Linked DNA regions of Homo sapiens: region 2 is linked to region 1. The links are chromatin loops, found by intact Hi-C in ENCODE. Cell type or tissue: mammary epithelial cell. All regions are shown on one strand.

Region 1 (4,000 bases):
CCCAGGTTTTTTGGGCCATAATGATGCCCCTGAGGTTTGTGCTCCCGGAATGCCCCAGAGCTGGAAACTAGGCAGCTTTTGCACATAAAATTACTTTATTATAAAGGTTTCCCACTAATACATACTAACAAGTATGAGATATTGATTTTAAAAACTTTGTTTTAACCAAAGAAAATAACAGAACAATGCCTTATAAGCCAATATTTAAATAAAACAGAGCATTATGAAATATTTTATTTTTATTTGTTGGTAATTATATCTGGATGGCTCATGAAATTACTGTAACATCCTTGATTTTATTGTTCCCTCAGGAATTTCCTCTCTATTTTAAATAAAATGTGTTTTATGCACTGAGTACATTTAGTATCTCCACTCTGTTAGACAATTACAACACTGTAGATACACAGAGCTATGCAATGTGCCTATTTTAACTATAGATTAGCTTCCTAGGAAGAACAGTGTTGGTATCCTTTGCCATTTAGAGTCAAAAGGAGTCTGATGGCAGTTCTTTACAGTGACTGTTGAGATGACTGAATCTTCCTGAGCCAAGTCTTCACATCTCTATTTTGTTGTTTTAATTTGAATAACTATGAAAAGATTGATTTTTTTTTTTTTTTTTTTTTAGGACAGGGTCTCACTCTGTCACCCAGGCTGGTGTGCAGTGGTGCGATCATGGCTCACCGCAGCCTCCATCTCCCTGGCTCAGGTGATCCTACCATCTTAGCCTCCCAAGTAGCTGGGACTACAGGCTCCCACCACCACCCCCGGCTAATTTTTGTATTTTTTGTTAATCCTCCCACCTTGGCCTCCCAAGGTGTTAGGATTACAGGTGTGAGCCACTGTGCCCAGCCAAAAAAGACTGAAATCTTTTATTTCTGATGGAGACCTCAAAGAGCTCACTGCATAGGACTGACCCCAGGTTGCCTTTATATTTCCTGCATTTTTCTCCTGTTGCTCTTCAGAGAAGCTGTATGATATAAATGAATGAATGAATGTGTGTGTGTGTACACACACATATATCTCCATTCAAAAGCTATAGCACATGCATGTTTGTGTGTATGTGTATATATGTGCATGTATATAAGTATATATGCATACACACATATACACACACACAAAGGTACAGAAAATATATATCTTGTGACTAAAATTCCCTGAACTACCAGTAACTCCAGAAATTCTATTCTGGAAAACAATGGCTAACATCTAATTCATTATCTTAGAATTATCACAAAAGGAATATGAAAATGTGGTTTCTAGTGCAATGCAGTTAAGATAGGTATTCTTGTAGGCCATGGTTCCAAGAAATTTGTTTGACAACTGTACTGAGTAGTATATTTCTCCACTTCCTTTATTTTTTTCCCTTACCTTTTTTGAAAAAAAAAAAATGAAGAAAAATGTGTTCCTCTTTCAAGTTCTTTTTCTCTCCTGGCTTATACAGTATGTTACCAGCAGAACTTTCTCTAAAATGAAAGGAAGTCATTGCTAAGAAGAGACAAAAAGTTAACAGGATTAAGGGAGTAAAAAGGCACATGGAATTTCTGGGTGTGTCCAGAATCTGAGAAGATTTGAAAAGAGGAGCAGAAAGAATTTTTGTATTTTAGAAGTTGAGGGGCCCTCCTGGCCTAGTTTGAAAAACACAATCAGATACAATTTGAAAAAAGTCCAACAAAATCTAGTGGGAAGATAAGCTAGAATCTTGTTACAAAAAGTGTCACGGGCCTTGGTTGTATATTTTAAATGAACTTCTTAATTTCATATCAAAATGCGTAGATACCTCCTGACCCCCATTCTTGCCCTCCTCCATTTCCCTGTTAAATCCTGACCTTTCTCTGTAGACCTTCCCATTTCCACCCTGGAGGTCTGGCTGTCAGGACTACTCTCAGGTTGCCTGGGTCTCCACGGTGGCACCCATTAGCCGTGTTGCTTCTGGGCAGGGCATCTGTTTCTGTGCAAAGAGAAAATGCTAGGGTGAGTCACCAGTCCTTCTCTCCTAACAAAAAAGCATTGTACTGTACAGTTTGATTTCGGCTCTTGTGTGCAACTTGTGATTGCAAACTAATGGGGACATGAGGCACAGCTCCAGTGACACACCTCTCAGGTTGCATTATAATGATCTGATTGGGATGTACCCCATTAGACCGTGAGATCCTTTAAGCCTAGGATGCTTTTATTTTTGTGTTCCCAGCCCTAAGCACACTGTGCCTAGCTCAGGGTAAGCACTAAACAAATGTTTCTTGATGAGAATGCTACAGGAGGAAGGGAAGGGTTGTACTCTACACAAAGAGCGGAAAAGCTACCCTTTAAGAAAGAGACTCATCTTCGCATGGCCTGCAGAGGGCGCTCTTGCATCATAGCTATACCATGCATCCTTTGCCCATCACTGGTTTCCTTGAGCAGTACCTTTTTGGTAAAACCACAGGTGTGAGACTTTGGAAATTTAGACTTAAACCTGCCCAAACACATTAGAATATCATCAGTTGCACAGAACAAATCCACATTACAATTATTCCAAAGGGACAAGAACATTCCAGAATTTGCTTAAAGAATACTAAGCCATGACATCTCAGAAAGTCAAACCTAAAGAAGAAAAATTGCCTGGTTAGTCTTCCGGGAAATGTTAATAATTCTTAAATTTGGAAGGCTCCTTATACTCACTTGATGAGCCAGTTCATCTAATCCAACTACCTCATTTCTCAGATGAGGAAACTGAAGTTTATAAAATTCCTCAAGGTGATGTATCTACAGAAAAATTATACTCTCAATTCAGGCTTTAGATGTGTGTTGAAAACATGGCAAGGTGTCCATTTGGAAAAAATGCACCTAGAGCTTTCTCTCTCTCTCCCTCTCCTTATTTAAATAGAAAGATTTAAAAATAAAAATATGGCCAGGCATGGCATCTCATGCCTGTAATCCCAGCACTTTGGGAGGCCAAAGTGTCAGGAATGCTTGAACCCAGGAGTTCGAGACCAGCCTGGGCAACATAGCGAGACCCAGTTTCTACAAAAAATTAAAAATTAGCCAGGTATAGTGGCATGTGCCTATAGTCCCAGCTACTCAGGAGCCTGAGGCAGGAAGATAGCTTGAGCCTAGGAGGTCAAAGCTTCAGTGAGCTGTGATCACACCACTGGACTCCAGCCTGGGCAACAGAATGAGATCCTGTCAAAAAAAAAAAAAAAAGTACTGTAGTAACTGCTGAATAAAATACATAAGACTGGAAAGACACTATTTTAATGGTGAATCTGGACAGCACTCCAAGGGTACATTTTAACAGGTTGGAAGTAGGCTTTTAACATATTATGGGGGGGATCAACTGAGTAATAAATAACACAGAATTAAAAAGTGTTGGTTAGCCAAACTGACCATCAAATTGAGAGCCAAAAAGCCATTAAGTTATGATTCTGGACAAGGCTCTGATTGCCACAGTTCAGAAAAGTTATTTGACATCTTTTTCACATTGTTAAGCTTAAAAAACAAACCCAAACTCAAATCCCCAAACCCTCAAAGCATCAAGTGCTTGAAGCATTTCTAATATACCTTCCGCATCAACCCTCACCTCCTTCTTGTTTCAGAGAAACCATGATCCTCCTCCAGGCTGGTTCTTAATCAGCACCCCCTCCCTTCCCTGGGTGCCTCCCATTTGTAGGCAGCCATTATTGGGCTGTATTCTGGTTGTGTTGAGGCTGGCAGGAAAGAGGAACAAGGATAGCATGTTCATGTGGTGTGAGTGGTCTCAGCTTCTAGGCATGCTGGGGGAAAGGGCAGTCCTGTGGCCCTGTGAGAGGCCCACTCAGACCCTGGCCAGCTCTAAGGGCTAAAGCAGCTCTGAGGTGTAGCACTTCACTTCCATCGGTTTTAGAGGCCCTACCTGGGGAGAAAAACGGCAGAAAAGCAGCCCTCAAAGAAATGCTACCATGGGATATGGCCTCAAGAGAGGAGCCTCAGCCTGAGATGAGTTGGGGGGTGGCCTTGAAGAAAAGAGGCCCTGGCTTCAGGGGCG
Region 2 (4,000 bases), 310 kb after region 1:
TCTTCTCTACTCCTCACTTGTTTGCTTCTCATACAATGTTTAAGCATATTTCTGCTTTCTTTGGTGATACCCTATCTGATGTCATCTGCCTCTACTGGTTGCTTATCTTCTTATTTTTTAAAATGTCTTTTCTGTTTTCCTCCATTTTTCCTATAACTTGAGACAGATTTTCTCAGGCAAGAACACGTGTCATTGCCCTAATGGGATTCTAAGCCTGGGCATGGCGTTAAAGGTGGCTTGTCCAAATCTCCTTGGTACGGGTGAAGGCACTGAGGACTCAGGAGACTGAGTTGTCCATGTTCACACAGCTAAGCTCATGACAGGGCCAGGGCTGTGTCCAGCTCTCCCGCACGTCCTGCCTGTGCTTACTCCCTAGATTGCAGATTTCTTCCTGTGCCTGGGAGAATTCATGTGAAATTTTGTCACCTTAAGTGGAAGATCTGTTTATGATGAAAAGTGCCCTTTAGTGTAAGAGATTCCAAAAGGCAGGTTCTTAGACTATGTTGGATAGATGTAGTAGCAAAATTTTAGGACTTCCCATAGCTCCAAATTATTAAACCTTTGTGTGGAAATAATAGAGTTTGGGGATTAGAGATACAAAAGGAGGATGAAGAATCTGCCCTTATTGAACAGCCCTGCTACCGTCATAGTTTTCTTCTTGTTTGACCTGATTTAACAGTGAAGCAAGCTCTGATGAGACTTATGGACTATTTGCAAATGATTGCAAAACTGCAGCCCTCCCAGAAGCTGGATTTTTTTTTTCTGTTTAGTTTTTTTGTGTGACCTTGTGACAGAATTATATGGAAGTAGAAGTTAGTTTAGTGTTATTCACATGTGTACACTTTTGAGAAACTTCGTGTGGAGAACCTGACTGAGATACTTTGCACAAAACTGTTAGGAACATTAACTGAATTAAATGGTGGGGGGAATGCATCTGTTTTATAACAGGTGCCGGAAAATGGACTGTCACCAATATTGTATAGTCAAGGATGGAAGCAGGAGGATAATAGAGTTGCAGTGCGTATGCTAAACAAAAGACGACTTTCATTCCAAGGAAATGAGATAGAGACAGCACGAGTCTTACTTCTGTTGTTTTCCATGGAGGACCTTGACAGGAAGAGCAAGTTTTGTCTCAGTGATGTACAGAGTTGATCTTTAAGTTGCATGACAACATCATTATCTTGCTCTGGCTTAAAAAAAAATTATCAGCTTTGGGAACAATTGTCTCTTAACAGTAACTCAGATTTTAGGTTTCTCCTTCCCTGCCAGCCCAGGGTGATATGAACATTTTGAAAAAACTAGAGGTAGCTTTTTATCAGTAAAAAAAAAAAAAAAAAAAAATTCCCTCCTGCACATTTGTTTCTTGAAGGACAGGTTTCTGCTTCTATCTTTTTGTTTTCTAGGTTGAGGATGATGAATGGCAGTTTCCAAATGTATTTCTGAAAAAGATGAATAAGAAAGAGCTGTTTCTGATTCAACCTTCCAATTCCTGGGAGAAATGGATGAAGTAGGAAGTAGAGAGAGCTGTAGATTACAGAAAGGCCAACATGAGGAGTTGCTTTTCTTGTAAATGTGTTTCATTTAGAAGGCATGTGTGCTTAACAAAGGATTTAATTTGTGTGGAATTAAAAAAAACCAAACTTTTGACAATACATGTGAACAAAACTTCAAACTGCACCAAATTATTTACAAATTTTCAGTTACCGTCTTTGGCATTCTAGCTGGATTATTCCACCTAAAATGCAGATCTAACTTTGTTATTTTTCTGACTGCAGTCTTGTGCTGCTCCACAAACTCCTAAGCAATAGTGTATGAGCCCTTTGTACATTGCCTTCTCTCTCTGTCCGAAGTCTTATTTTCCACCCTCCCTGCTTGACACCTGATGCATTATACTCTAGTGGTTCCTTCATACTCTGCTGCTCTGCACTTCACAAAGATCCTTCTCTCTGGAATACCCTTCCTATTTTTATTTGGCCAACTCTTACTGGATAAACTATCATTCTGTCCTGAAAGTCTTCCCTTAAACTAGGTGGGACTAAGACCCACTTTTCTAGACTCTGTGGCTTCTGGCTTGCTACTGAGTATCTTATATTTCTCTTTAGGTGTGAGTTGACCTTTTAGACTATGAGCGTCTTGTGAGTGGAGACTATGCCTTATTCATTTTTGCATGTGTCGGGTGGATGCAGTGCTGAACATGTAATATGTGCACAGTAAGTGTTTGCCAATAACCTCTAAATATCCAACTCAACTAATATTTCAGTTACTTCCTATTTAGTACTAAGACTGAACTGAAAACCCACAAGAAAGTTTCATAATGATAGGTGGTAAATAGCAGTTAGTTCAGGAAGTAAGTAACAGATTATTATTTTTCTCCCAGTGGCAGGGTCACACTATTTTTAATGAATTTGGATAAATCTACCTGTGCAAAGCATATGTGTCCATACAGCAAGTGCATTAGGAATCACAGATAATACTTAGAATCAAGGACTATAAGAATTGCAAAATGTCCTTAGATATCTTCCAGGCCAATCCTCTTTGTGATGCAAGAGTCCTTCCCACAATAGTTCTGATAAATAGTCATGCATTTTCTACCTAAACACCTCCTGTAATGGCCCCTCTTTATCTCACCAGGAAGCTCAATCCATTTTTGGACCACTTTAATTTTCAGAATACTTTCTATATTGGCTCAAATCTACTTCTTATAACATTTATCCATTGGTCCTGATTCTTCCTCTTGAAGAGGAGGAAGACAATAAATCTAATTTCTCTTCTTCCTTTAACCTTGCAGATATTGGTGCATCATCAAATGTCCCGTAAGACTTCTCTTCTCCAAGTGAAGTTTTCTTAAGTTCTGTAATTGTTCTTCATATTCTGTGCATTCTGTTCCCCTTACTATCCTAGTCACTCTACTGTGCTTTAGTTTGTCCAGAAGTGAACACGAGAGTCCAGGTTTCCTTATCAGTGCGCATTTGAGCATGACTGGGCCCACATTACAATGAACACTCTACTTTAGTTTCTGAAGCCTGAGATTTCATTACCTTTTTTTTGGCAACCATGAAACTCTGCTGACACATATGGAACTTTCAATTAATAAAAACCTCTAGGATTGTTTCCCTTGTACTGTTACTAAGCCTTTCTGGGATCTGGTTATACTGCTTATACCCTCTGAATGATGCTACATGAAAAATTTCAAATCAACAACCATTGACCAACTATTTGATAATATTCATACTTGTAGATCAAAACTAGAATGTAATAGTGCCCATACCTGAAGGTCTAAAAAGTACTTTCCGATAGTTCTTATTATATTTATTTATTTTTCTCTGGGCATGAAGACAATCAGATTATAGTCAGCAAACAATTTAAAGACTAAAATTTTCATAATTTATCTATTTATATCAGTATTGCTATTTAGAACACTGACCCTGCAAAGTTATATACCTAGTCCAACAATGCTTTCTTTGTTGGGTGATTAGGACAATAACATTTTTGAGGGGTGCCTACTTAGTGCTTAGTATTCAAACCATTTTTCAAACTTCAACTTTCGAATTACATTTAAACCCAGTGCATGAACCACACAGAAACATTATTCTCACTATTTTCAGTCACATTTCTTCTTTTCGAGTCCAAGGTTCTAGTTTAGTGGTCTTGTCTCCTATGACCTTTAGTCACCTCCTGAAATCAATTATATCCTCAATGATGGCTATTACTCCGTTCCCCCTTGAATATATTACTACATGTCCCCATGCAGGCCCCTGGAGCAGTCGTACCACTCAGATGGCCCAACAGCCTCACCAATGTCTTGCCTGCATCCTCTCTGTTTAAAAATAGGACTCCCAGAGATTCTACCTTGAGGCCCCAGATCCTGCCAAAAAGAGATTTGTTTCCTCCTCTGTTCTTAGACCAATTACCAAATAAAGCACTCCACAGAGAATCCAGATGAAATATTTCTCCACCCAGTTGGTAAGAAAAGTAATTAAACCAACCTGCTGTGCTGAGC

The links. Hi-C counts contacts between places; a loop is a spot of excess contacts. Peaks named below come from ENCODE experiments on the same cell type or tissue, not always from the same donor. Only the 100,000 strongest peaks of a DNase experiment are listed, where the experiment ranks them.
Region 2: a loop joins it to region 1, with 3 times the contacts of the local background. A loop is called at or near these places in 1 of 110 quality-filtered maps.

Annotation. Positions count from the first base shown.
Region 1 is chr13:49,974,507-49,978,506 of GRCh38, forward strand. No RefSeq gene overlaps it. Among named protein-coding and RNA genes, the nearest start is that of MIR3613, 20 kb to the right of the region's middle. RefSeq lists a silencer at 2,187-2,481. In mammary epithelial cell, a CTCF peak has its summit at 2,339 (motif pointing right); DNase peaks (open chromatin) are centred at 1,995 and 2,315; H3K27ac peaks cover 448 bases.
Region 2 is chr13:50,282,503-50,286,502 of GRCh38, forward strand. All of the region lies in intron 2 of DLEU1 (deleted in lymphocytic leukemia 1), which reads left to right. Among named protein-coding and RNA genes, the nearest start is that of DLEU2, 160 kb to the left of the region's middle. In mammary epithelial cell, no CTCF peak of the experiment used is centred here; no DNase peak of the experiment used is centred here.